Linked DNA regions of Homo sapiens: region 1 is linked to region 2. A link is an interaction called in ENCODE POLR2A ChIA-PET data of the cell type or tissue named here. Cell type or tissue: Caco-2. All regions are shown on one strand. Each heading gives the region's core, and the rest is flanking DNA. Links, peaks and the distances in the headings are about the cores only. Region 1 holds the start of MARVELD3 (MARVEL domain containing 3). Region 2 holds the start of CHST4 (carbohydrate sulfotransferase 4).

The links. Peaks named below come from ENCODE experiments on the same cell type or tissue, not always from the same donor. Only the 100,000 strongest peaks of a DNase experiment are listed, where the experiment ranks them.
Region 1: POLR2A ChIA-PET joins it to region 2 with 12 read pairs; 3 of 35 experiments call an interaction of 5 or more read pairs at or near these places.

What each region holds. Positions count from the first base shown.
Region 1 is chr16:71,624,352-71,639,757 of GRCh38, reverse strand. It overlaps MARVELD3 (MARVEL domain containing 3), which reads right to left and starts at 13,574. Exons shown (of 3, transcript NM_052858.6): 1 at 13,062-13,574; 2 at 10,264-10,391; 3 at 3,293-5,565. The coding sequence starts at 13,528. The coding sequence ends at 4,955. It overlaps LOC124903711 (a long non-coding RNA gene), which reads left to right. Exons shown (of 2, transcript XR_007065108.1): 2 at 1,375-1,923. RefSeq lists an enhancer at 1,723-2,274 and a silencer at 12,704-12,753. In Caco-2, for the core only: no CTCF peak of the experiment used is centred there; a DNase peak (open chromatin) is centred at 8,818; H3K4me3 peaks cover 204 bases.
Region 2 is chr16:71,523,814-71,538,309 of GRCh38, reverse strand. It overlaps CHST4 (carbohydrate sulfotransferase 4), which reads right to left and starts at 11,884. Exons shown (of 2, transcript NM_001166395.2): 1 at 11,815-11,884; 2 at 1-1,650. The coding sequence starts at 1,632. The coding sequence ends at 472. RefSeq lists silencers at 412-481, 330-624 and an enhancer at 11,641-12,251. In Caco-2, for the core only: a CTCF peak has its summit at 427 (motif pointing right); a DNase peak (open chromatin) is centred at 449.

The sequences.
Region 1 (15,406 bases), core at 4,214-12,213, 97 kb before region 2:
ATGAACTCCTAGGCTGGGTGCAGTGGCTCACGCCTGTAATCTCAGCACTTTGGGAGGCTGAGGCGGGCAGATCACTTGAGGTCAGGAGTTGGAGACCAGCCTGACCAACATGGTGAAACCCCATCTCTACTAAAAATACAAAAATTAGCCGGGTGTGGCAGCACGTGCCTGTAGTTCCAGCTACTCTGGAGGCTGAGGCAGGAGAATTGCTTGAACCCAGGAGGCAGAGGTTTCAGTGAGCCGAGATCATGCCACTGCACTCCAGTCTGGGTGACAAAGCGAGACTCCATCTCAAAAAAAAAAAAAAAAAAGGAATGAAATCCTGATACATGCAATGACTTGAATGAATCTCAAGGGAATTATGATGAGTGAAAAAGAACCAGTCTTGGCTGGGCGCAATGGCTCATGCCTGTAATCCCAGCACTTTGGGAGGCCGAGGCGGGCAGATCACCTGAGGTCAGGAGTTCATGACCAGCCTGGACAACGTGGTGAAACCCCAGCTCTACTAAAAATACAAAATTAGCCAGGTGTGGTGGCAGGCGCCTGTAATCCCACCCACTTGGAAGGCTGAGGCATGAGAATTACTTGAACCCGGAAGGCAGAGGTTGCAATGAGCCGAGATTGCGCCATTGTATTCTAGCCTGGGCGACAAGAGTGAAACTCTGTCTCAAAAAAAAAAAAAAAAAAAAAAAAAAAAGAACCAGTCTGAAAAAGTTACATACCGTGTGATTTCATGTATGTAACAGTCTCAAAAGGACAAAATTATAGAGAAGCCCAGATTGGTGATCAACAGGGGACAGGAATGAGTAGGGATGGGGGAGGAAGGAAGAAGATGGATGTGACTATGAAGACTTAGCACAGGGATGTCCAGGGTGAGGGAACAGTTCTGGATTGCATCATGGTGCTGCTCACACAAATCTACACATGAGATAAAACGGCTTAGAACTACAAACACATACATATGTGTGCAGGTAAAAGGGGGAAACCTAAATGAGCTCTGTAGATTGTGACTTTCCTGGTCTTGATATTGTACTAGTTATGCAGTATATTATCATTGGAGAAAACTGGGTTAAGGATACACAGGAGTACTCTGCACTGTTTTTGTGACTTCTTGCAAATCTATATTTCAAAACGAAAAGTTTCTAAAAAATTGAAATGACATAAGATATAAACTGAGAAATTTCACTCATACCGTCTCTTCAATGTTGCCAACCGCTTTCATTGGTTTCAATATAATTGTCCAGTGTTCCTTTATGCAAATAAAAAGCACATTTAAATCTGCATTTCATTCCCTTCCCTGCATTTTTCCACAAAAGTAAGTGTACCATGTACACTGTTCTGCATCTTGATTTTTTCATTTACTGTATCTTCCAGATGTTTTCAGATCAGTTCCTACAAGAGGAGCCACATTTTGTTAAGTGGCCTTCGACTTCATTGTATGGATGGATTTGTCTATTCAACCAGGACCTTACTGATAGATATTTGGACTGAAAGGAACCCACAAATGGCACGAGGCAGAGGAAGCCAACAGGCCAACAGACTGAAGATCTTCTTGTCCGAGGTCAGCTTTTATTTGTTACTGACAGAGGCCCCAAATCCTTCTTAGGTGTCCTTCTGGGAGAGGGTCTCCTGCCATTCCCGTGGTGTTCAGGGATGAGCATGAAGAGAAATACAAATGAACCGAGAGCAGGACCACCAGGTTCAAGTCCCCGCTTTTTACTGCCTTGTCATCTTGGCCAAGCCATTCAGTCCTTCTAAGCCTCAGACAATATGACAAATGAAGCTAAGTCTGCCAATCTTCACCCACAGGGATGTGGGGAGGCTCAAATGAAAGCAACCGTGTGATACTGTGGGAAGTTAACAACAACAACAAAAAAGCAAGTATGTGAAAATACTCTAAAAATAAAATAATGTACAAATGGATAGTGACGCTACTCAGTAATGTTTCCAAAATGGAAGGGGATTGGTGAGAAACATAATAAAGAATGGGATAAATTTAAGAAGAGTGTGGTTTCCCAGAAATCAGGACAACCCTCTAACACACTAGGGGGTACCATGATGTTTATAATCAGGGCAGTGAAAGACTCTAAAGTACTTAGGCAACAGCTACTCAGCTTGCTAATCCTATCTCCTGCTGGGCCCACACAAATTCCTAGCGGTCCACAGGGACATAGTAGTTGAGGGCTCTGATAGTTGAGAAGTTACATTCCTCTAATTTAAAACTGAAAATAACGTCAGACTAAAACTGCCCACTCATCACTCCGGCACAGTAAGCTGCTGGTTTACACTCTCCCTACAGCAGAGCAAGTGAATTGACCCAGACATCATTTTAATTCATGGGGGTTAGTGGACCCTACACCTTTCTCTCCCTTGGTTTTCCTTCTTCATGGACGTTAATATTTCGCCCCCTGAAGGAAAACAGAAATACTATACTGAAAATACTGAAATTCCTCTGGGACGGATTCAAAACCCAGGCAGCATCTATCTGTTAGGCTACAATGGAATAAATCTAGATCTTGTCAATCACCTGTTGACTGCGCCAACTGACAGGAATAATGGTCTTCTGCTGGGTCCAATGATATTCGGACTGTTGAAGGAATATGGCCAGGGAATATTATCCCAGGTTCCAGCCAGGGTTGGCCTGGCTTAGCTATCAATATCAAGGCAGGCTCAAGTATTTCCAAGCATGCTTTTAGTGCAGAAAGACACATGGGGCAGGGGAAGGGGAAAAGGGTGGCGAGCAGAGCTAGCAGTTTATCTCTATGGTGGGATGGGACACGTCTCCGGAAAGACAGCAGAGGGTTTGGTAGAGGGAAGCAGAGATCCTGAAACGACATGAGATCTTTGTTGTAAATAACGTCTTTCTGGGTCTGGCGTGGTGGCTCACGCCTATAATCCCAGCACTTTGGGAGGCTGAGGTGGGTGGATCACTTGAGCCCAGGAGTTCGAGATGAGCCTGGGCAACATGGTGAAACCCCATCTCTACTAAAAATAAACAAATTAGCCAGGCACAGTGGCACGGGCCTGTAGTTCCAGTGACTCGGGAGGCTAAGGTGGGAGGACAGCTTAAGCCTGGGAGGCAGAGGTTGCAGTAAGCTGAGATCCCACCACTGCACTCCAGCCTGGGTGACAGAGCCAGATCCTGTCTCAAAAATAAGAAATAAAAAAATAAAAAAAGTCTTTCTGGGTGAGGCTGTTTTTGTGGCTGATCATTTAATAATCTGCTTAACTATATATCCATACCTGCCTTTGAACTTTAAATGTGGTCCTGAAAAAAACTGAGGAGAGCAAGTCAACTTTTTTACTTTTTATTTTTCTAAAATTAATACATGTGCAGTCAAGCCATGTATAAATGAAAAGTCCCCTTCTCTTCAAAAGCAAAACTTAATACTTTCTGATGTTATTCTTCAAGAAATTTTCCAATCATATACAAGCATGTATATATATATTTCCTTTTCTAAACTCAAATGGAACTCACCTTTTAAATGTGAAAAATTGTCTGTATTTAAGAGAATATTATAAATGTATTGTAAAGAGGACATCAACTCCAAATTAAAATTCTTTGGATTTTTTATTGGATTCACATAAAGCAAAGAACTTACTCACTTGGACCGAGAATATATTGTAATGTTCCATAAGTCATAACTTAAGGACCGAGAATATATTGCAATGTTCCATAAGTCATAATTTAATGTGCAGTAAGAACCCATGAAGTTGTCTGACCAAAAGTAACACTCTTCTGTTGGGAAAGATTTTACATCCTTTTATTCTGGATGAATCCTGAATTCTAGATGTTGGGTTTAATGCTTCACACAATGGCACATTTACAAGAGGTACAAAACACTTATTGAGCTTTCAGGGCCACTGTAAGGGGCTTGCAGAATAGCCTCTTTGCAACCCAGAGAATTAATCTGATTCCTCTTTCCTCAGCCCACGCCTACCTCCAACTTCAATTTTACAGGAGTAGTTTCCCAAGAGTCCCCACCCCCTCCATTTGCAGAATTAAGGAAGTGGAAGGACTGGAGAGTTCAGTGTGGAAAAACGTGTGGAGTAATCTGCTTGAGACAACTGTGTTTTAGAAAAATTCAGGCTGAAGTGTGGTCTCATGTCTATGTGGCTCTCCATGAACTTTTTTTTTTTTTGGTATTTTGGCAATACGGTCTTGGTCTGTTGCTCAGGCTAGAGTGTAGTGGGACAATCATAGCGCACTGCAAACTTGAACTCCTGGGTTCAAGCAATCCTCCTACCTCAGCCTCCCAAAGCTCTGGGATTACAGGTGTGAGCCACTGTGCCCAGGAACTTTGAAGGTAAGGTTCATCAAATTCTCTTGGTGACCTCCCTTTACTGAATGAAGAGGTGCACTCTGTTGTAGTACATGCTTTTTCCTTGTGGCTCTTGGGGTCCAGTTTTTTTGCTTTTTTTTTTTTTTGAGATGGAGTCTCGCTCTGTCACCTGGGCTGGAGTGCAGTGGCGGGATCTCGGCTCACTGCAATCTCCGCCTCCCAGATTCAAGCGATTCTCCTGCCTCAGCCTCCCAAGTAGCTGGGATTACAGGCGCCCGCCACCACGCCTGGCTAATTTTTTTGTATTTTAGTAGAGACGGGGGCTCACCATGTTGGCCAAGCTGGTCTCGAGCTCCTGACCTCAAGTGATCCACCCACCTCAGCCTCCCAAAGTGCTGGGGTTACAGGTGTGAGCCGCCGAGGCCGGCCATTTTTTTGCTTTTTGAAAAATAATTTTGATTGGTCCCTCACTCACAGAGGACTCCAGAAGCCAGGGTCTGTTGCATCCATGAACACCGCTCCATGCGACTGGGAGCTCCGCCCACCACACCAACGCTGGCTCGCTGCTTTTCCAGCACTGGAAACTTCCACAACAAGGGATTCTTGGGAAAGGCAGTGGCTCAGACTACCTTCCACCACCACTTGCATCTGTCAGAGCGTTTTAGAAACCCTTAAAATTCAAACATTTCTGCTGGCTTCTCTTTTAGCTTCCTAACTTTTCGGTAGCCCTTTATGGCCAGGACAGCCCCCAGGGCAAAGACCACAATGCCCAGGGCAGCAAAGATTCCAGCTCCTATATCTGCTCCGTGGAAACTGCAGCCGAAACCGCTGTAGCCTTTGCTTTGGTACAGCGCCTGCCTCTCTTTACACACAGGAGAGCCATAGGCAGCAGAGAGGTAGTGGAAGTAGAAGTACAAGGCCGGGATGTACCCCCCCGCGATGAGCATGTCCAACAAGCCTTCGGTCACCAGCAACAGTGGACAATGCCACGGGACCCGCAGGACACCCATGGCAACGAAGAGGCAGCAGAGGGCTGTGAGGGCTCCACTACAGGCCATTGCCACAGTGACCATGGGCAGCTTTAGCTGGTAGAACTGGACATCCAGTTGCTGGGCCTTCTCCCCGTCAGCACCATCAAAGCCACTGTAAGCCCCTCCGAACTGATAGTAGTAAATGCCCCCCAAGCTGGTGATGCCCGTGTAGCCCCCTGTGGAACTGTAAGACACAGAGCTGCAGGCCAGGATCAGCAAGTTCAGGAGAACCTCCAGCATTTGGCAGCAGGCTGCAAAAAAAGGGTGTTACCATTTTTGAGTGATGCTGTTTGGCACCAGGAGACTCTTCCACCTGAGGCCCACCTTCCGCGCAGGGCTCAGACCCCTGAAGGCTTCTGGCCCTGTGGAAGACCCGAGGCCAAAGCAGCGCGATTAAAACTAGGGGGCAGTAGGGAACTGTGGTCTCCAGAAATGGTGCCAGAAATACTATGGACTCAGAGGGGTGACTCTCAAAAGAGCAAAGCGGTGTGCCCTGAGAGAGCGGCAGGAGGATGATGGGAGAGATCAGGCCAGTGAGCAGGAACAAAGCCATCCTGGATGGAAGGGCAAGAACATTCCACCTCCCACCACCAGAAAGATGAAACAAGGCCGGGCGAGGTGGCTCACGCCTGTAATCCCAGCACATTGGGAAGCCAAGGTGGGAGGGCTGCTTGAGCCCAGGAGTTTGAGACTAACCTGGGCAACATAGTGATACCCCATCTCTAATTTAAAAAAAAAAAAAAAAAAAAGACTGGGTATGGTGGCTCACGCCTGTAATCCCAGCACTTTGGGAGGCCAAGGCAGGTGGATCATTTGAGGTCAGGAGTTTGAGACCAGCCTGGCCAACATGGTGGTACCCTGTCTTTACTAAAAAATACAAAAATTAGCCAGGCATGGTGGTAAGCACCTGTAGTCCCAGCTACTTGGGAGGCTGAGGTAGGAGAATCACTTGAACCCGAGAGGTGGAGGTTACAGTGAACTGAGATCGCGCCACTGCATTCTAGCCTGGGCGACACTCCGTCTCAAAAAACAAAAGCAAACACAAACAACAACACAAAAAACTAAACAAGTTGTCTCTTCTTTTTTGAGACAAGGTCTCTGTCACCTAGGCTGGAGTACAGTGGCACAATCACAGCTCACTATAGCCTTGACCTCCCAGGCTCAAGCAATCATCCTGCCTCAGCCTCCCACATAGCTGGGACTACAAATGCATGAACCTGGGCCTGGCTAATTTTTGTATTTTCTCGTGATAAAGGTCTTGCTGTGTTGCCTAGGCTGGTCTCAAATTCCTTGCTTCAGGCGATCCTCCTGCCTTGGCCTCCCAAAGTGCTGGGATTACAGGCGTGAGCCACTGCACTGGTCGTTATCTCCTCTTTATATATGTTCTGTGGTGAATACAATTTGTAAGGGGAGAGTTCTCCAAGTTTGAAGAAAATCACAGAGCTTAAACAATATAATAATTCAGAAAAAAAGCGTGGAAGTTATACATCAAAATGTTAACTGTGGTTCGTGTATTAGAAATAAGAAAAATTGGCCAGGCGCGGTGGCTCACGCCTGTAATCCCAGCATTTTGGGAGGCCGAGGCAGGCAGATCACCTGCGGTCACGAGTTCTAGACCAGCCTGGCCAACATGGTGAAACCCTGTCTCTACTAAAAATACAAAAATTAGCCAGGTGTGGTGGTGCATGCCTGTAATCTCAGCTCCTCAGGAGGCTGAGGTGGAAGAATCGCTTGAACCCAGGAGGCGGAGTTTGCAGTGAGCTGAGATTGCACCACTGTACCCCAGCCTGGGTGACAGAGTGAGGCTCTGCCTCAAAAAAAAGATAAATAAATAAATAAAAAATAAAAAAAAAAAGAAATAGGAAAAATTAAGTTAATTAAACCCTTAATGCTTACTGAATTAAAAAGTTGTTTTATTGTTCTTAGACTTTAACTTATAAGTATGTCTTAAAGTTTAATGCTGTTTTATTTAGTTCCCTAAAGAGTGTATCTGGGCTGTGATATTTTCCCAGAGCTGGATTCTTCCCGGTCCCTTGGCTTCTTTATCTTGGACAAAGAAAACTGGCTGCTTTCCTTAAAATCAACGTTAGTGAAATATAACTTATATGCAACAAAATGACCCACATTAAGCTTACAGCTTGATGCGTTTTGACAAATTTATGTACCATGTAACCATAATCAAGACACAGAACATTCTCATTAGCCTAGAAATTTCCTTAGTGACGCTTTGCAGTCAATCCCTCACTTTCCTTGTCAGCAAACCACTGATCAGCCCTCTCTCATTAGAAACTAGTTCTGCCTTGTGTTGTATGAAAGGAAAGAAGGTTAGAAACTAGTTCTGCCTTTTCTAGAATATCATGTTAATGGAATAATACGGTTATGTCCTTTTGTGTGTGTGGTTTCTTTTGCTCAACATCATATAAGCTGGGTGCTGCTGAGCTGGAAATTGTACATGCTGCCAACGTCGGCCTGTCAACATCCTGCCTGATGTTTGATAACCAGATTTAATGCCTGGTTCCAGTTGGTCTATTCATGAAACCACAGCTACACATTGTCTAAATGAAATGATGATGCTCTCTCAAGTGCGATCTTTACACTGTATAATTTTCCCCCAGAATGCAAACAACATTATTGTTTTCTTTCTTTTTTTTACAGACAGGGTCTCACTCTGTCACCATTTTATTTATGAAAGTTATATGGCCAGGCGTGGTGGCTCATGCCTGTAATCCTAGCACTTTGGGAGGCCAAGGCGGGCAGATCACGAGGTCAGGAGTTCAAGACCGGCCTGGCCAACATGGTAAAACCCTGTCTCTACTAAAAATACAACAATTAGCTGGGCATGGTGGCACGCGCTACCTCCCAGCCACTCGGGAGGCTGAGGCAGGAGAATTGCTTCAACTGGCACCCGGGAGGCAGAGGTTGCAGTGAGCCGAGATCATGCCACTGCACTCCAGCCTGGGCTACAGAGCAAGACTCTCAAAAAAAAAAAGACAGTTATACTTACTTATAACAACAACAAAAAAAGAAAATGTAGAGTTAAGAAAACATGCAATGTAACAATTGCCTGTAATACAACCAATTTAAAAAAATCACTGTGAATATTATATTTTTTCCTGAACTTTATTTGTATCTTCATAACTTTTGTTTTTTTCTCTCATTAAGAACACAGTCCTCTGGATATCTTACTGTACTTCTCTGAAGCTCAGGAGCTGCTGACAGAATTACAGGCTGTGAGGTTGTGCCAATATCTGCAACTAGAGTAATGATCCTTGTACCTGCATTGCCTAGAGCACTTTCCTCAAAGTTCCTATAATCCTATAATCATATGCATCTTTGGAATTATCCTGAGATTACATTTTCAGGTATGAGCTCCATAAGTTCTCTCCCTTAGGCTGGAACGTTTTCTCCCTTAGTCATAGTAAACCAAGAACTATTTCTCACCAAATCATGTGAACTATAAGCTCTCACCCAGACAAACCAGATTTTCTTCATTGCTGGCAAGGCCAAGACCGCTAGAATGGGAACCTGGGGACGCCACATTTGGGGTGGATACATGATAGGCTGGAAGTGTTTTTCAGACTGTGGGTCCTAAATAACTATGGTTTTTAAAAAATGATTTTGTTCTTAATGAACGGGATAGAAAATATCAGAATATTTGGTATATAATAGGGTCAGTATGGTTTCACAACATTTTTGTTTCTGTGTGTGTGTGAACTCGGTCTTAATGTAAAAAATGTATATACGTAACAACCTTGTGAATATATTATGTGTGTGTATATATATATATACATATATTTTATTATTTTTGTTTTTTTTTTTAAGACGTAGTTTCGCTCTTGTTGCCCAGGCTAGAGTGCAATGGCGAAATCTTGGCTCACTGCAACCTCCGCCTCCCGGGTTCAAGCGATTCTCCTGCCTTAGCCTCCTAAGTAGCTGGGATTACAGGCATGAGCCACCACCCCGGCTAATTTTATATTTTTAGTAGAGACAGGGTTTCTCCATGTTAGTCAGGCTGGTCTTGAACTCCCGACCTCAGGTGATCCACCCACCTTGGCCTCCCAAAGTGCTGGGATTACAGGCGTGAGCCATCGTGCCTGGCCTTATTATTTTAAAAATTTTTTAAATTTTTAATATTTTTGAGATGGAGTCTTACTCTGTCACCCAGGCTGGAGTGCAGTGACGTGATCTCTGCTCACTGCAACCTCCTCCTCCCAGGTTCAAGCAATTCTCCTCCTCACCACGTTGGCCAGGCTGGTCTCGAACCCCTGACCTCAAGTGATCCACCCACCTTGACCTCCCAGAGTGCTGGGATTACAGGCGTAAGCCACTACGCCAGCCTTTTTCCCTTTTTTTTTTTTTTTTAAACTAGAGATGGGGTATTGCTATGTTGCCCAAGTTGGTCTCAAACTCCTGGGCTCAAGTGATCCTCCCTCCTGGGCCTTCCAAAGTGCTGAGATTACAGGCATGAGCCACTGTGCCTGGCCTCAGTCAATAAAGTTTAAAAGCCATTGATCAAATGTTGGGCGTCAGATCTTCAAGGAGAACAGGTGCTGCAACTTGGCTGCCCACGCCAGGTGACTTTCCCTCTCTGTTAATTCAGCTGCCTCGCCAGAAGATCCCTCCTCTGACAGCTGGCAGCTCATAGCCAGTTCCACCTACAGGCCTCTGCACTTCCACCTGGAGTCTGAAAGCTGCAAACATGGCTGCTTGCCTTTGCAAACCCAGGGCATGTTTAAGGAGAAGCACAGGAAATCTAGCAGCACTTTTGAGACGTTCCTCCTTTTTTTTTTTTTTTTTTTTTAAGAAAACAAGAACCTCACAAGTACAGAAATGAAAATGCTAGGAACCCACAAGGGAATCTGCTTAAATTTTTGCTTCACCAGCTCAGACCATCCCTTCCAGAACCACCAGTGACAGTAAATGATCAAACAGCCTGCAAAACGGCTCACCTCTCCCAGTGCACAAGTATTTGCATTTGTGGCATTCCAGGAGTCCTTCCGCCTCTGACTGGTAATATTCCACCTCCTCTCGTCCAGGCCTGGGGGTCGAGGGCAGATATCTCTCCGAAGGGGGTTCACTATAACCAAAAAGCATACATGGTCATTAGGGGGTGTCTCATTCAATAGCGTTCAGGATTAGAACTCTTGACTCCTCGTGCTGGGCCCAAATATTAGCAGAACAGAAATAGAATTTGTCCCGGTATTTTAAACTCCAGAGAATTCTCTGGTTTAGTGGCCCCACGGGACATCCAAATACTTGGCCCAGCTCCACTAACCACGTGACAGATGCTGTGATTGGTACCGCTGATGGTTTGTCTGCCCCTGGGAGCTGTCTCACCAGGTAGCTGCGAGCTGCCTTCCTGTGAGTGCAAGTTCTCAGTTCAGCATGCACCAGGCCTCTTCAAAACCAGTTTGCATTCACATGACTCTGATGCCCAGGCAGGCATTCTCTTCCTCCCTTTGTTACTTTGGAAAGTGTTGAGTCAGCAATAACTCTCCAGGAGCATGGGAGCTGCAGACCACGGATTTTGACATCATCACATCATTTCCTCCTCTGGCAGCCCTAGCATTTTCTGTCCCTTCTCTCCTTGCTTTATGCAGCACATCCTGGGCTTTGTCCAAGATTCAACAGGGGGCTGCATTCTACTTGCCAGGCTCCCACAGTCTTTCTAGAACATCATGTCTCTCTTAGGTTTGAAATTTTTCAAACTTTTAGCATGCACAGGAGGCCCCTGTTCATCTCTCTACACTCACAACCTCATGCTCGCAGACCCAGCCATACTGAACTACCCCCTTCCCCTCAAAAGATGACTGCTTTTCCATGCCTCTGGGTTACTACAGAAGCTATTCTTCTCCTTGGGACACCTTTCCTCTTCCTCCTCAGTCTTCCTTTTTTTTTTTTTGTTTTGAGATGGAGTCTCACTCTGTCACCCAGGCTGGAGTGCAGTGTCGAGATCTCAGCTCACTGCAACCTCCGCCTCCCAGGTTCAAGCAGTCCTCCCACCTCAGCCTCCCGAGTAGCTGAGATTACAGGCGTGCGCCACCGCGCTCTGCTAATTTTTTTGTATGTTTAGTAGAGATGGGGTTTCGCAGTGTTGGCCAGGCTGGTCTCGAACTCCTTACCTCCAATGATCTGCCCGCTTCGGCCTCCCAAAGTTCTGGGATTACAGGTGTGAGCCACCGCGTCCGGCTCGGACAGTGGTTTTTAAAGAAACCTAAAAATGCAGCTCTGAATTCTCCCAGGTCCTGCAGTTGCAAGTGCAATGGGCTTTAGTCAGGGAAACAACAGCTGTTTCCCTGGGCGAAGCTTTGACTGTATCTGGGCGCACCCTTTGTTATGCTAGTTAGTTTTAGATAATGTAACATAAACTCAGGATAGGAGCTCTCCCGCTGTGTGGACATAGCAGGGAGACAGACTGGACTCAGCCTCCAAGTCCCTGGGAGAGGGGAGCCTGACTCCTCCCTAGAGGAGAGGCCAGGTGTCAAAAACCAGAAGCAGTCGTCACCTCGGACCTGTCTCCTGTTGGAGCTGGCAGGGGAGATATCCCATCTGCTCACAGTTCACCGTGTGGGGCACATTATCTGGGTATTCAATGGATGGAAAAAACACCAGGTCCCTAGGAGGCGGTGTGGGGACCAGGTCCCCTCTTGTCTTCCCTTCCCCCCCCACCCTCCCCTAGCTCACAGAGTCTTCCAGTACACCCTGAACCTTTCTCCTTACAAGGGGCCTATGGGAATTCTGTGCAAGGCAGAGATGGCAAAGTTTTTTCATTAGGAGGGTGCGGTCTCAAGCAGCCGTGGGATTCGAATGACGCTGCCTAGAGAGACCTCACTGGCAAAAGGGAAAACAAACCTGTACCCTTCAGTGGGAGAATTTTACGTAGACTTTGTTCTTTGGTTAAAAATGTAGCGTCTCCCATCTGACTTTTTTTTTTTTTTTTGAGACGGAGTCTCGCTTTGTCGCCCAGGCTGGAGTGCAGTGGTGCGATCTCGGCTCACTGCAACCTCCGCCTCCCGGGTTCAAGCGATTCTCCCTCCTCAGCCTCCCAAGTAGCTGGGATTACAGGCATCTGCCATCACGCCTGGCTAAGTTTTTGTATTTTTAGTAAAGACGGGGTTTCACCATGTTGGCCAGGCTGGTCTCGAACTCCTGGCCTCAGGTGATCCGCCCGCCTCGGCCTCCCAAAGTGTTGGGATTACAGGCATGAGCCACCGCGCCGGCCCACCTGTTTCTGAAGGCACCTATTCCTGGGAGGGGTAACACATTAAACTATTAACTCTTCATCGGGCTTCCCAAGTGGGCGGCCCGGCCACAAGGAAGGGGACTTTGGAGTCGGGAAGGGCTGGCTCTGGAACACGGGACAAGGGTCTGAACCCCAAGGCGCAGTCCTGTGACCATGCGGGCCGGGCCGGGGAGGAGCCTGGGGTGAACCCCACCCGCCTGGTCTCCTCCCACCCCTCCCTCTCGGGTCCCGGGGCCTCTCTTTCTCTTCTCCAGGTCCTCCAGCCCAGCCACTGCTCACAGGGGTGGTTTTTGCTTTGTTAGTTGGGTTCAGGCCACGAGAAGGGGGAACCCTAAAGTTTTCCTTCCCTGCCAGGTCGCCTCTGAGAGCGCAGAAGGGAGAAACGGCATTTGTTCATTTAAACGGGCTCCTAGGACGAGAACCCGGGGACGCCAGGGCCTCGCGGGCCGGCCTGGGCCACAGGTGTCCCCGGCGCGGAGGTCGCAGCGCCCCGGCCCCTCTCACCTTTCGGGTCTGCGGCGCCCGGGGTCTCCCTTCCTCTGCGGCTGCGGCGGCTCCGGGGCTTCCCAGGGCGCGGGCCCAGGAGGCGCGGCTGCGTCCCAGGTCAGTCCCCGGGCTCCGTCCCGCGTCCGGCTTTGGCGCGGTTTTTCCCAAACTCCGTGTTCACCTGCGCGAGGGCCCGCGTCCCTGTGTGTGTCCCGGCGGGGGCCTCGGTCCGGGTCTCTTTCCCTCTCTCTCTCCCTCTCCCGGTCCCGGTTCCGGTCGCGGTTCCCGTCCCTCTCCTGGTCTCTCTCCGGGTCCCGGTCCCCGTCCCTTCGCCGGTTCCCGTCGCTGCTTCGCTTCCTGCGCGGGTCCCCGGGTCGGTCCCGCGGTCGATCGTGGGTGCGGCCTTGGTCTGGGTGGGGGCGCCGTCCCGGGTCCCGCTCTCTCGGCCGGGCCCGGGGCTCGCGAGCCCCCGACGGATCTTCCATGGCCGGGTTCCGTGTCCCCGCCCGGGAGCGACCTGAGGGCAACAACCAACAAGTTTCTTGGGCAGGTGGCCAAGCCCGGGGGCGGGGCGGGCACTCACCTGTGCGCATGCGCGCTAGTCCGGGAGCTCACCTGAGAACGGGCGCCCTCAGGGGGCGGCCTGAGCGCGTCTGGGGCCCGGGCGGGAGGGGTGCCTGTGTGCTGGGTGGGGGCTGGGGTGCTGCTGCTGGAAACCCGGGCGGGGCGACCCACAGCCGCACCTTTCTGCCCCGAAGTAACCCCTTGGTGACCCCACGAGGTGGGCGGCCTAAGGGAGCCAACTGTGGCCACCTCCCCTGGCTCAACTTACACTGCAACTTGGATTTACCTTCCCAGAGGTACCCATCCTCTCACTCACTCAGCCAGACACTCATTCATTCACCCAATCACCCACTACCCGCTCATCCATTCACCCACCCATCCACCCACTCACCCACCCATCCACCCACTCACCCACCCATCCACCATCCATCCACCCATCCACCCACTCACCCACCCGTCCAACCATCCACCCATTCAACCACTCACCCATCCATACACCCGTCTATCCACCTATCCACCTACTCACCTACCCATCTAACCATCCACCCATCCATCCATCTATCCACCCACTCACCCACCCATCCACCACCCATCTACCCGCCCACTCACCTGCCCATCCGCCCACCCACCCACCCTCCATCCATCCATCCACCCATCCACCCACTCACCCACCCATCCACCCACCCATCTACCATCCGCCCACTCACCCACTCACCTGCCCATCCATCCACCCACTCACCTAACCATCCACTCTCACCCACCCATCCACCATCCATCCACCCACCCATTCACTCATCCACCCATCCACCCACCCACTCACCCACCCATCTACCAACTCACCCATCCATCCACCCATTCATCCACCCACTCACCCATCCAGCCACCCACCCACGCATCCACCCATCCACCATTCATCCACTCACCCATTCATCCATCCATCTGGCCACTAACCTACCCACACATCCACCCAGTCACCCACCTTCCACTTCTCCCTCCACCCATCCACTGTCCCTCTTTCTCCCTTCTCCTGTTTTCCTTATAACACCTATGTTGTAAGGGGCTTGCAGCCAGTTCATCTATCACAATAGTCCTGGGCTTACAAATAGCCCTGTTTTTTAAAATGGGGACTTACACAAAATTGGCAGCTTTTAATTCTGCCAAGTAAGGATATTACAAAATATATACAATTGCCATCTGGTAATTAATTCTTTCAGCAAATATGTATGAGCACCTGCTTTAGCAGGTACTGGAGATATAGTGGAAAATTTGCTTGCAGGGTGATTGCATTCTAGTGTGTCAGGAAAAGGGAAAACAGGTAGTAAACAAAGAAGACAGTGTCTAAAGTTTAATGGGAAGGGCAGGTTTCCTCATATAGACCTGGGAAGATGTCGTTTGAATTGAGTTCTGGATGACAAGAAGGCTGAGAAAATGTCCCAGAAAGAGAGAAGGTTGAGGAACGCGGGAGCTGGACAAGGAGGTCCCTGGGAGTAGAGTTGGTGGGCATGAATTGAGGCTGGAGAAGTGGACCAGGCAGATGGTGTAGACGACAGTGTGCATTTTTATTCTAAACAATGGGAGAACATTGAAGATTTTGAGGAGGAGAGTAAACCTTTCTGATTGATATTTTTGAAAGACCACTCTGGCTTCTGTGAGGAGGGTGGATGATGGAGGCCCAGAGTAGAGGGAAGAGATGAGTTACAAAGCTGCTGCTGAAGGAGTCCAGGTGAGGGTGACGGTGGCCATGGAGACAGTGACAAGTTGACAGATCCAGGTTGTAGTTTTGGGGAAGAATTTACAGT
Region 2 (14,496 bases), core at 1-8,000:
ACCTTGTTCCCACTTCCTTCCTTGAATCCACTGGGAACTCCAAGGGCTCAGAATTTGCATCTCTGTGGAAAATGCTGGTGAGCTCTTTGGTGAAAGATCCATTCCCCATTGGGCAAGATGTGGACAGGGAGGTTTATGGATCAATTCCACTGATACTGTGTCGTGCTTAATAGGCCTCCAGGCCACAAAGTCTCTGAAGTCTGCCCAGACAGGAAGATCAAGAAAAGAAGAAGAGCAATACCCTGTTTCACTGGTGGGATGTGCTGCTCACATAAGGTTCCCCAGTCTGTTTTCTAGACACAAGCATGGACACAAAAGTCCTTCTGCTTGAGCACGTGTGGACACAACTCACACTCAGTGTGATACCCACAGACATGTAGTTAAGGCTCAGAGATGTAGGCAAGGCTCAGAAGCATTCAGAGAAAGTGACTGAGGCTGACACCAGGTGGCAGCAAAGCCTTCTCAACCCTCTTAGTGGATTTGCTCAGGGACAGTCCAGGTAGACAGAAGATCCAGCAACAGGTTTCTCTGTTCTTGTTCAGATCTGACGTGGCGGTAGCCCAGCAAATTCATGGCATCGCCACAGGCTTTCTGAAGTCGAGAAACCTTTTCATAGGGCAAAGACCAGCGCCAAGCCTGGGAGACATTAAGGGCATCCCTGGCATTTGTGTGGAAAGCGTGGTCACCCATGCCCTTGCCTCGGGTGATGTTATGCACCCAGGTCTGAAGATGGGGCAAGAATTCCAATCCCACGAATTCATACATTCGGGAAGTCTGGGCCACAGGGGCTCGAGCCAGGTCCTCATAGCGCACAAGCAGGTAGCGTTCCTGCAGGGCCTTGGGCAAGGACTGGATGGTCTTGTAGATCTCCAGCTGGCTTTGGCAGATGACCTGCATCACATAGTAGGGTTGGTCCTCCTTCTTGAGTTTTTGCTCATGCTGCCCCATCACAATGCGACTGTCAATCATGAGATCTCCCTTTGTGCGTTCTCGGGAACGGAACACGGCCCGGGGGTCCCGGACCAGGTGCACGATATGCAGGTTGAGGGAGGGGTCTTTCAGCAGCGGGTAGAGGGACTGCAGGTTGAAGAAGCGCACCTCCTTGAGCACCACGTGGCTGTAGGAGCGGCAGGCCTTCTCCACCACCTCAAAGGGCTGTTGACTGCACAGGAGCCTGCAGTGAGCCCGGGGGATGATTTCATCTTGTGGGATGATGTCACAGGCAGGTGCAGAACACAGGGCCCGGCTGTTCTCCCACTGAAAGAGGCTGGACTGTCTCCGGGGACCAGGTTCCATGTAGGCATCAAAGACGCTCATGTCGCACAAGAAGACGGCCCGTATCAGATCCCGCACAGCCATGTGCAGCATCCAGGCGGTGCTCTGCTTGAAGGTCATCCACACGTGCCAGGCGGGCTCCATCAGGTAGAAAACATCTGGGTGCTGCCCAAAAAGCTGCCCCACAAAAGAAGAGCCAGAGCGCCAGGAAGACAGAACCAGCACGTGCATGCGCTCGGGCTGTGCCTTCATAGACAGGGAGCTGATGTTGTGGCTGTACATGTGGAAGAATAGAGCCAAGATGGCCATCTGGGAAACCAGAAACAGCAGGAGCTTCATTTTTTTAGGCAGTAGCATTGTGCTGAAGTGGAAGACCTTTAAGGAACAAACAGAAAGGGTGGAGTTGGGCTGCTGTTTTATTGTTTGCCTTCTATTCCCCTTCTGGCCAAAGCCACCTGCTCTCTGACCCCCTACCAAGGAGCAACATGGAAAGCCAGAGGATTCGTGCCAACAATGGCACCAGTCCTTCTCCAAATCATTTCCTGTCCCTTACACTTAGTGTGTTGATATGTTCTCCTTCAGGGTCTTTAATTCCTCCTTCCTGGTCTTTCTAAACCAAGCCACGTTGCCCATTGGTTTACCAAAAATATCTGAACTCAACCATATTTAATCAACATAAGGAAATGTCTCCATCATGGTGCCCTGATGACAAGGATGTCTTCAGACAGGCCACCCAGGGGAGGCGTCACCTCAGTCTGACTCAAGTCTTGGAGGAATGGCTTGTGATTCCTGCAGAGACAGAGGGAGATAAGCTACCTAGTGAAGAACTGCCTCGAAGCCACTGCTTAGCCATCCCTCCATCATAAGGGAGACTGCAACCAAGACTGTGTCTCATCTCCCTCCCTCACTGCAGTTAAGCACAGGACTTTCCACTCCAGTCCCTCAAAAGATAGGGCTGCAGGCTGTGCAACTGCTTGGCTTTAGTTGGAATTGTCTCCTCAAAGGCAGAGCCAGGTGCTCATGGTGCCTGTCATCTATTTATCTGCTAGCTGGTGTTTTGCCATCAGTGTAGAGTGAAAAGTCTACGTCTAGCACCTGACCTCACCTGCCCATTTCTCACCTTGCCCTAGATAGCAAATCCTTCTGATTTGGTGTCATCCCATGGGACCAAGGCCATGGGGAGTTGATCCAATGTCGACCTTGTATCTGTGTAGGTAATAAACTATCTGAATCTATTTGAGCTGAATTAGAGTTATTTGAGCTATTAGTGTCTCCTTACCTGCCAACTCTAAGAAAGTGTGGCAAGCCAACCTAAGTGCTACAGATCTCAGAACTGTATCACTCTCACTGGGGACACTTGTGGCCCATGACTCCCACACTGCTGCTTGAGGCATACTTGATTACGTGGGACAACCTACTCAAGGCAGCTCAGTGCAGTTGGGCAAGTGTGTATCACACAACCCTAGGGAGTGCCATCCCATCAAGAATTTAGATATTTATTTTCAAAATGTTTTTTGTAGGTGATAGTAAAGTATCTTGGTCCAACAAAATAAGTATATTAAGGCCAGGTGCAGTGGCTCATGCCTGTAATCCCAGCACTTTGGGAGACTGAGCTGGGCAGATCACTTGAGGTCAGGAATTTGAGACCAGCCTGGCCAACATGGCAAAACCCTGTCTCTACTAAAAATGCAAAAATTAGCTGAGTGTGTTGGCACACGCCTATAGTCCCAGCTACTTGGGAGGCTGAGGCAGGGGAATCGTCTGAACCTGGGAGACAGAGGTTGTAGTAAGCCGAGATCGCGCCACTGCACTCCAGCCTGGGTGAAAGGCTGAGACTCCATCTCCAAAAAAACCCACAAATATAACAAAATAAAACAAAAAATAAGTATATTAAGATGGTTTTCCAGTTGATAGACAGTAAATATCTAGAGAAAGGGTCTCACTTTGTGATTCGTACTGTCTCATACTGACTGATGGCAACATTTTGCAATCAGGGCTTGCTTCGTGTGAAAGGACCACGGTTCCCAGTGGTATGCTAGAATGTTATTCCAAAGGATATTTTAACCTCCTTCCCACATGACTTTGTCATTCTGGGTGACCTTCTGACATAAATAACTATTGGGAGAGAGAATAGCTATTGCACATTGTAAAATATTCATAGTAGTAGTAAGGTGTTCATTTGTATATCACCATGTACACAAGAAATTCTCCCTTCCAGCTTTAGTAAAAAATAGAGGCTAGATTTCCAGATGGTAAGTGGGGCTGGATTTGGGGGTCAGCTGTTTTTGTGGTGGCAGGTCTTATACCAATTATTTAAAAAGTTTTTATTATTTATTTATTTATTTTTGCAGAGACAAGGTCTTGAAATGTTGCTCATGGCTGAGCACAGTGGCTCATGCCTGTAGTCCCAACACTTTTGGAGGCCGAGGCGGGTGGATCATATGAGGTCAGGAGTTTGAGACCAGCCTGGCCAACATGGTGAATGCCTGCCTCTGCTAAAAATACAAAAATTAGCTGGACGTGTTGGCTGGTGCCTGTAATCCCAGCTACGTGGGAGGCTGAGGTAGGAGAATCACTTGAATCAGAAAGGCAGAGATTGCAGTGAGCCGAGATTGTGCCATTGCACTCTAGCCTGGGCAACAAGAGCAAAACTCCATCTCAAAAAAGAAAAAAAAAAAAAAAAAAAGAAAGAAATGTTGCCCAGTCAGATCTTGAACTCTTGGCCTCAAACAATCTTCCTGCCTCAGCCTCCCAAAGTGCTAGGATTACAGGCATGAGCCACCGTGCTCAGCCTAAAAAGTTTTTAATAGGTAATAGTCACATGATTCAAATTATTTTGAAAAGTTTCTACAGACTCAGAATTTAAAACAAGCGTTTTCTCAGATTCTGTATGCAGGAGGGAAAGGAGTGCCTGCCAGCCTGCAGCCAGCCTGACACACCCCAGGCTTTTAACATATGTCACTGGGGAGGGGAAATCTTTTTTTTTTTTTTTTTGAGATGGGGTCTTGCTCTGTCACCAGGCTGAAGTGCAGTGGCCTGATCTCAGCTCACTGCAACCTCCTCCTCCCAGGTTCAAGTGATTCCCCTGCCTCAGCCTCCTGAGTAGCTGGGACTATAGGCACGTGCCACCAGGCTCAGCTAATTTTTTGTATTTTAGTAGAGATGGGGCTTCACCATGTTGACTGGGATGGTCTTGATCTCCTGACCTTGTGATCCGCCTGCCTCAGCCTCCCAAAAATGCAGGGATTACAAGTGTGAGCCCCCATGCCCAGCCTGGAGGGGAAATCTTATGACAAGCGCTTGTGCCTGTGAGGGAGGCCTGTAGTCAGAAATTAGGAAACTTCTAGAGCTATTTGTAAACATGGGTAATGACATATCTTTAAAGGGGTCATAGTATTTTTCCAGAGGAAAGAAAACCTAAGAATTTTACTAGCTGACAAATCAGTCCCCTCTTTTTTACGTACTGACAGCTGCTATTTATCTGCTAGCTGGTGTTTTGTCATCAATGTACAGTGAAAAGTCTACTTCCAGCACCTGACCTCACCTGCCCATTTCTCAACTTGCCGCACATAGCAACTACGTTTTTTTTTTTGTTTTTTTTTTTTTTTGAGACAGAGTCTTGCTCTGTTGCCCAGGCTGCAGTACACACTGGCGCGATCTCGGTTGACTGAAACCTCTGCCTCCCGGGTTCAAGTGATTCTCCTGCCTCAGCCCCCTGAGTAGGTGAGACTACAGGCGCACACCACCACGCCCGGCTAATTTTTGTATTTTTAGTAGAAACGAGGTTTCACCATGTTAGCCAGGCTGGTCTCGAACTCCTGACCTCAAGTTGTCTGCCCGCCTCAGCCTCCCAAAGTGCTGGGATTATATAGGCATGAGCCACTGTGCCTGGCCTGAGTTCATTTTTAATGTGTCTTTTCAGTTGCTTTATGTGTACACAAGAACATTCAAATGTGTATGTGTTCTTAATTTTTTTCCTCTTTAAAATGCAAAAAAAAATCAAAAAAAAATTTCAAGTTATCTGTTCTGTGCTGCCCTTTATTTTTAGTTGTCAATATGTCTTAGGGAGCATTCCAGGGCAGTTCGTAAAGTAGTTCCTCATTCATTGTTGCTTCGAAGAAGTATTATATGGATTAACCACAGTTTATTTAATCAGTTTCCTCATTGATGGATGGGCTTATGAGTTGTTTCCAATCTTTTGCCATTTCAAGTGCTTCAGTGATGACCTTTATGTTCACACACCGTCACACATGTATGTAAGATCACACATGTATGAAGGTAGCCTTCATACTGATCAGAAACTATTCTCTACGTCCAGGGCTCCAGAGACCTGTGAGAGTAGATTTTAGGAGAGAAATTGGGTAGCCACAAAGGAGACTCTTGGCATTTATAGCTTTCTTCCTGAAGGGAAAGCATGCTTTGCCAGCTCGTGGGTTTTCCTTGGAAGTCCCCTGAACCTTCTGGGAAGTATGTAATGACTCAAGCCAAACCTTGGGTGGCAATAGCAGAAAAACCCCTTATCTTCCATTCATAATAACAGTGCTTTTCCTCTGGATGTGCCAAAAAGATCCAATGAGGATCATCTCATCATCATGGCTGAAAATCACTTGCTGTACGGCAGAAAATGTCAATGACTGGTAATTCCTGCCCTGTAGTCTTAGCCCTGCAGATTAGAACAGGACCAGCTAGGCCGGGCATGGTGGCTCACGTCTGTAATCCCAGCACTTTGGGAGGCCAAGGTGGGTGGATCACGAGGTCAGGAGATCGAGACCATCCTGGCTAACACGGTGAAACCCCGTCTCTACTAAAAATACAAAAAATTAGCCAGGCGTGGTGGCGGGCACCTATAGTCCCAGCTACTCGGGAGGCTGAAGCAGGAGAACGGCGTGAACCCAGGAGGCAGAGCTTGCAGTGAGCCGAGATCGCGCCACTGCACTCCAGCCTGGGCGACAGAGCGAGACTCCATCTCAAAAAAAAAAAAAAAAACAACAGGACCAGCTAAGATGTGCTGCTAGTTCTTAAAACTTGAGTGCAAGAGGAAAATGATTAGAAACTAAGCTATTACTGATCTTGGCCCAAGGATGTCCTCCCTCCCCGCAAAGACTGAAGAGGTGACTTTAGCAAAAGAGCTTCTCCTAAGGGCAATGTGAGTATGAGAAAAAGTTTGGAACAAAAATAGGAAGCAATGGAGCAAAACCAAAAAGAGAGGAAAATGAGAAGAACTTATCCTGTATACAGTTATAAGGAAATGGTGATAGAATTTTATAAGCAGGGCTTATAATTAGGAAAAAGCTAACATTTCCTAGGGATTAGGAGAATAGACCTTTCAAAGTGACACCCTCCCTCCCTCCATCCTGCTTGGGGCCAGTTCTGTGTCCTGTGCGGGGCTTGGTGACTCTGGACCCTCCTTGCCTGCCAACTGCTGCTGGCCTGAAGCCCGTTTCCTCCCCAAGCTGGAGCTGGGCCTCCTAACTGCCCCCAGTTGTTCCCAGGTGTTAGTTGTCCACGGTTCTCAGGAACTCCCATGGAAATCCTCTGACTTCTTTTTCTTTCTGTGAGCACTTGCCCTGGGTAGAAAGCGTAGCTTTTGTGAAGCAAGTCCCATCCCTTGTCACTGAGCCCCAAGACACATCTGGATCTAGACGACACACAATGGGCTGACCAGAGAGCCAGGGGATACTTTAGGATGTGTCTTGGGCAAAACTCATTTCTGAAGACTGTAATGAGCAGCAGAGGCAGATGCTCCTGGGCCCTGGCAGAAGCGAGGTGATGCGAGTCACCAGGGCGCTTCATGGAAGGAGACTCTTCAATAGTGTCCTCGAATCCCACTCTCCCATTGCCAGAATTCCCAGCTGTTTGTGTCTAGGGTGGCCTTTGACATCGACCTTTCTCTTCTGTCTCTCAGCATCTCCCCATGACCCACTGCTGCCAAAAACTACCTTTTTCATTTTTTTTAAATTACTATTTATTCTTTTGGGACAGAGTCTCACTCTGTCAGTGATCTCAGCTCACTGCAACTTCTGCCTCCTGGGTTCAAGTGATTCCTGTGCCTCAGCCTCCCAGGTGGCTGGGATTACAGGTGCCCACCACCGTGCCCAGCTAATTTTTGTGTTTTTAGTAGAGACAGGGTTTCGCCATGTTGGCCAGGCTGGTCTCAAACTCCTAACCTCAAGTGATCCACCTGCCTCGGCCTCCCAAAGTGCTGGGATTACAGGTGTGAGCCACCACGCCTGGCCCAAAATCTTTTTTTTCCTTTTTTAGAGTCGGGGGTCTCACTCTGTTGCCCAGGGTGGAGTACAGTGGCATGATCATAGCTCACTGCAGCCTTGAACTCCTGGGCTCAAGTGATTTTCGATCCTCCTGTCTCAGCCTCCCCAGTAGCTGGGATCACAGGTGTGTCCAATCACACCCAGATAATTTTTTCATTTTTTACTAGAGACTGGCCCTCACTATATTGCCCAGGCTGGTGTCAAACTCCTGACCTCAAGCCACCTTCCAGCCTTGGCCTCCCAAAGTGCTGGGATTACAGGTGTGAGCCACCGCACCTGGCCAAAATATCTTTTTAAAGCATAAGTCTATCAACTTCCTGCTTAAAAATCCTTCAATAAATTTCCAGTGTATATGGGATTAAATAAACATCCCCACACCTCGCACCTGGGGTCCTTCATGGCCTGGTCTTGATTTCCTGTCACTCCCTTCTGTTTTAGTGCCTTAGGCTCCCGACTTTCAGTTCTTCCAAACTTGCCCTGTTATTTAAAAGCCCTGAGATTTTTGCAGGACAGCTACTATTCCTTCAAGAATCTAACCTGCCTTCTCCCTGAAAGGGAGAGCCTGCCTTCTCCCTGAAAGAAGTTCTGTCTCTTTCTCCTGAGACTTTTTTTTTTTAATTTTATTTTTTAGACAGAGTCTTGCTCTGTCGCCCAGGCTGGAGTGCAGTGGCATGATCTCAGCTCACCGCAACCTCTGCCTCCTAGATTCAAGCGATTCTCCTGCCTCAGCCTCCCCAGGAGCTGGGATTACAGCCACGCCCAGCTAATTTTTGTATTTCTAGTGGAAATGGGGATTCGCCATGTTGGTCAGGCTGGTCTCGAACCCCTGACCTCAGGTGATTCTCCCGCCTCGGCCTGCCAAAGTGCTGGGATCACAGGTGTGAAGCACCGCGCCCAGCCCCCTCTTGAGATTAATTTGTTTCCCAGACCTTCTGTTAGCAGCCATCCCTTTTGACAGTAAAAGCCTGTATGGGTGCCTCTCTTTTCTCTGGGCCACTATAGCTTAAGGGAAAGGCTGTATCTTATCTTACTTACACGTACATAACAATTCTACAAATGATCAGGGCTCGGCTCATTAAACACTTGCTAAATAAATGAGTAAGTGAGTAAATAGATGAGTGTGGGCTTGATCTCCTGATCAAGATCACACCGCTGCACTCCAGCCTGGTCAACAGAGCGAAACTTGGTCTCAAAAAAAAAAAAAAAAAAAAAAAAAAAAAAATAGATGAGCATGGGAAGAGGCACAGTAATTGCTAGAAAGCAGAAAACTAAAGGAGCTCCTTCAAGAGAATGAAACATAAGTATCCTTTTCTGAAATGCACACGGACACTCTTCAGCATCAGTGACTAAAATTTAGGTGATTGCATGGAACAGTGAGCACATTACCCATGCCGTCTCAGTTACTTGGACCAAGCTACTAATAAAGTCAGAGGCATGGGTTAGATGCAGTATGGCACAGTAACCCTTGGTCCAAAAAACAGTTACTATACCAAGCATGCATTAATTAAAACCAGGAGGGAAATTATTTTTCTCTTCCTGTATGAAAATTAGTTTTAGAAAACATTTAAAAAATAAAAGCCTCATTGCTGGGTGATAGGCTACCTTGCTTGAATCAGCTCAGTTACTAGGCTAACAAAGCAAAAGCAAAAAAAAAAAAACAAAAAACAAAAACAAAACAAAAAACCCAAACTCAGCACATTCCATCATCACCACCCCAAAAAATTAATTTAAAAAAATGTTGCCCCAACGATGGGTGAACGGTATCATCTTAAAACACAAAGGACAGCCATTTCTGAGGAGTCAAGAGAACCTTAGGAACTTGAAAACGCCACCAAAGGGTGGTGAGAAGGGAGAATCTATGTTTGGCACAGGAACCACGAAGGTGCCAGATGGGTGACCTCAAGCAGCAGCTGATTAGAGTGGGCTGAATTATAGATGTCCCCCAAATCGGTACCATGTAGCCTCGTAGAGACAAAATGGGAAATTCTGAGGGGGAAAAAAACCAGATAGATACTAATTTAAGAAGTCTGGGTTCCAGCCACTGGATGCATTCCTAACTTACACTTCCCATGAGATTATGCCCCTTACAAGTAGAAATTAGATACAGCAGAAGATACCTTGAGCAAAGAGAGAGAGAATGGGGTTGGATTGGGGAAACTGGCATCCTCACAAGCAGCCTGAAGACCTGGAAAACCTCTGAAGCTAGGCACCTGGGTAAAGGGTGTCCATATAACAAACTCTTCCTAGACAGTGTCAGGAGGATTGGACCTGGGTCCCGCCAGGGCTGTGTCACTAGTGCCAAGGACAGTGCATGGCACATAGTAGGTGCTCAAGGAACATCTTTCAACAAATGACAAGTGAACATATATTTGTACAGTGTTTTTTTTTTTACTATATGAGACCCAGAAAGGAAGATTGAGCAAGATATTATAAACCAAAAATAAAATTCTAAGGCCCCCCAACCATCTGAAAGGACTTCCTCCTCAGCCAGGACTCTTTTTTTTTTTTTTTTTTTTGAAATGAAGTCTTGCTCTGTTGTCCAGGCTGGAGTGCAGTGGCACGATCTCAGCTCACTGCAACCTCGACTCCTCAGGTTCAAGCGCTTCTCCTGCCTCAGCCTCCCGAGTGACCTGGCTAATTTTTTGTATTTTTAGTACAGACATGGTTTTGCCATGTTGGCCAGGCAGGTCTCGAACTCCTGACCTCAAGTGACCTCAGTCTCCTAATAGTGCTGTGATTACACCCATGAGCCACTGTGCCCAGCCAGGGGTCTTTTTAAAATTTAACCTGAGAGACTGTTTCAGGCCATGACAAGAAGTGGGGATCTAACATGCCTCATCATACCTCTCCAGCATTAACACCAACACAGACCTTAAGTCTGATAAGAAACATTTTACAACCTATTCTCTCTGAAGCCTGCTATCTGAAGGCTTCCTCTCAGTTGCAGTGAGCCGAGATCGCACCACTGCACTCCAGCCTGGGCGACAGACCCGTACTTTTTTCTTTTCTTTTTTCTTTTTTGAGATGGAGTTTTGCTCTTGTTGCCCAGGCTAGAGTGCAATGGCAGGATCTCGGCTCACTGCAGCCTCCCGGTTTCAAGCGATTCTCCTGCCTCAGCCTCCTGAGTAGCTGGGATTACAGGTGCCTGCCACCATGCCCAGCTAATTTTTTTGGTATTTTTAGTACAGACAGGGTTTCGCCATGTTGGCCGGGCTGGTCTTGAACTCCTGGCCTCAGGTGATCCACCTGCCTCAGCTTCCCAAAGTGCTGGGATTACAGGCGCGAGCCATCGCGCCTGGCTAGATGTATTTCTTAAATGTATTTGATTGAAGTCTCATGTCTCCCTAAAGTGTATAAAACCAAGCTGCACCCCGACCACCTTAGACACATGTTCTCAGGACCTCCTGAGGGCTGTGTCACCGGCCATGGTCACTCATATTTGGCTCAGAATAAATCTCTTCAAATATGTCACAGAGTCTGACTCTTTTCATCGACAATATTACATTTATTTTACACATAGAAAAGTATTTCAATTCCAATTAGAAGTTTCATACTTGTCCAAGGCCATGCAAGATAGACGTATCTTCTACCATAGCTGATATGTTGGCACCATAACTTAATCATATTGCACATGTGCGTGGTGTTCCACATTTTTAAAGCCCTTTTAGCTGCAATTATGATACTGATCGGTTAGATATTTTAGACAGTGATGAGACATTTCTTCATTTTTCAGAATAAATAAACTAAACTTTAATTGACTGGCTCATCCGGTATAAATAGCCTTTTCTGGATCAGAACCCAGGTTTTGGGGATCCCAGGGCTGAGAATTTTCAATGATCACACTGTCCCTCTCCTGAGCTAGAGAAAACCTACAGCTCCTTGCACCTCCTGTCTTCCACTCCCCAGCAGAAAACAGAGGAGAAGCTGCAGGAAGTACAGAAATTTGAGCTCCAAAGCCAGGATCTGAACGAGTCAGTTGGCACCAGGGGACCATCTACAAAATATACATCAGAACAGCCTGATCTGCTCTCTGGGCTCTTTTGGACCCATTTAGGGATAGAGCTAGTGGGGCTTGGGGGCTGCTGGTAAGCAGCTTGTGTTTTATTTTACCCAGAAAATTCCCCAGGTGATCTGATTTATCCCCTCTGCGCAAACCGCCTTCGCCACTGTAATCTCTAGCTTAGCTGCCAGAGGTTATCTGATACTCTTGCTCCAGCAGCTCTGGGTAATGGCTCTGCATTGGAGTCGTACACAGAAATTCTCTTCTTACCTTGTGGCTTGGGCTTCCCTGCTGCTTTTGAGAGGCTCACTGCTAGCCGGGCCATGCGCTTTTCTCCTCTGACTCACCAACTCCCCTCTTGGCTTCCTCCTCCTACTTGCTTTTGCATAACCGTCCCTACTCAGAGCACATTTCACTGTCCCTCCCTTCTGCCAAAAACAAAAAAGGACCCACCTTGCAAGACGGGCTTGAGAAAGCACTCGCTCCCAGGAAGCTGTGAAAGTAACAGCTTTAACACTGCTGAGACTCAAGGGGTGGGGAGACTGCTTGAGGTGGGCTGGGAGAAGCAAATGAGGAAGCATTTTCCCCCAGACTGGAGGCATCCTGGCATGTTGACTACTGAAAGGCAACTGTGAAGGTCAACTCCCTATGGGCAGAGTGGGGAGGTGGGGAAAAAGAGAAAGAGAGAGAGAGAGACCCAGGGAGCTAGTAGATGAGGCTGATAGGGAAATTTCATGACACTTACAAGCCGAAAGGCTACAAAATCTCAAACCTGATTTTTAGACCTTGTTCTTATCTCCAAGGAGAAAATGTGAAAGTTATTTCTTGCATTACACCTGCCTGCTCACTCCACCCTGGGTCTAGGGAGGTAACATTTCTCAGCCTCTGTGTTGTATTCAATATCTTCACCCTTGCTACAAGAGGTAATAAATATTTTCTGGGAGGACATAGATGTACTGGCTTGGTGGTACAGGAGAAAAAAAAGTCCCCTTTAAGAAAAAAAGAAACAAATTATCATTAAAGATTACAACCTCTCCCTTGCTGTGTGCCCTTGGGCAAATCACTTACCTACTCCGTGCTACTTTACACGGTTGTCATGAGTCTGAAACAATGGATGCCCGTGAATAAACGTAAATTGTGGTGGAGAATGGAAGCCTCAGACTTTCAAGTCCAAGATCTTGCCGGGCAAGTCATACCACCTCTTTGAGCCCTAGAATATCATCGGTGTTAAATAAGGGTAACAATATCTATTTTACAGTATTGTTGTGAATGTTAGGATTAATGCGTATGAAGCTCCTAACACAATAATATGACAATATAAGAGTTAAAAAGTGGTTGAATAATAATACCTTCCCACCGCCACCCACCCCCGCAACTCAGCTGCCACTTCCTTTTCCAGACCTTGGAAGAGAGAGAGAGCAGGCAGGGAGTTGTGTGAGCTTTGGGATGATCTTTGCCGATTTCCATCAGCTAAGTCCGCTAAGCACAAATGACAAGAACCTGTGGTGCTTGCCTTGACTTGATTTCAATTGTGTGGCTCTTCCTCCCTTCCTGTTTCTCTCTGGCAGAGAGAAGAGAAATTTCTCTTCCTCCAGTGAAGGACTTTGGGCAGAGGTGTAACTGGAAGCACTAGAACTGGGCAGTCGGTAGTTTTGCTTTTATGCACAAAGAGATGATTCAGGTGCTGGCACGACACAGCGAGATGGCACAAGGCTTCATCATGCTACTCAGAATAGTATGTAATAAATGAACTGTTTATTTCTGTAATTTTCCCATTTAATATTTTCAAATCGTGGTTGATGATGAGTAGTTAAAACTGGGAAACAAAACCGTGGATAAAGAGGGGACTCCTGTAGTTTTATTCCAGCCCTTTCTAACATTCTTTTCGTGTTTTTCCAGCGCCTTCCCAAATATAGTGAGGTCACTCAAATACACCATAACCCCAAGTAATTCAGATCACCTGCCATCTTTCCCGTGCTAGGAATTCATGCTGGCAGAATGCCAAGCAGCTGAAGAAAGGCATCCTCTGGTCACTAGTATACGGTGGTGACCAGCATGTTCAGATACTGGACTTCCAAGGGTCTACCACATTCCACAGCACTGGGAAGAAATTTGAATGCTGGTGTCTGATATCCAGGCCTTCTTGTGGAAGTCCTGCAGCCCACGTCTCTAAGGCAGCACTGTCCAATAACAGTCTCTGTGATGATGGAAATGTTCCATATCTGCACTATACAGTAGCCACTGTCCACCTGAAACGTGCTAGTGCAACCATATTGGATCGTGCAGTCAAGTAAGAGATCTAATCTTTTTCTTTTTGAGTCTCCAAAATCTGATAACAGATATAGACCTCTGTAGAAAAATGTACAATTGCTCATATACAAACACAAAATCATGTGCAATGCCAAGGAATCCCAAGTTTAAAATCCGTACAAAAGGCTGTGTGTACTTGAAGTGATTTAGACAATTGTCTCCTGGGGACCACTATTCAGCGGAGTCGCTGATCTCATCTTTGCCCTTGGAAGTTTACCATCTTTACTGTCTGGGGACCCACCTGAGTGGTGAAGAGACCTGGGGTCAGCTACTGACCTAGACTCTGATTTTCTCAGGGGTCAAAAGGATCTTTCTGCTGGTTATACTACCTACTCCTGCTACCTTACCCTGACCATCACTCCAAATGAGATTGCAGTTTCTTCACTTCCACACTTACCTACATATCTTTTCTGTCCCTAGTGACACTGAAAGGACAGTGATGCTTCCTTGAGTTTCTTTTCTTATGGGGGCTCTAGCATTCCTCATTTTTTTACGCTAAGCATCAGCCTGCAATGCAGATGTCCAGGCCTGAAACTGTTGAGGAACATGTCACTCCCTACATTGGTCACCAGCCCTGTTTTGCTTACCAAAGCCAGTGTCTGGCCTGAGTAGGTCACTGGCTAAGTGGCTGAGTTTAGAGAA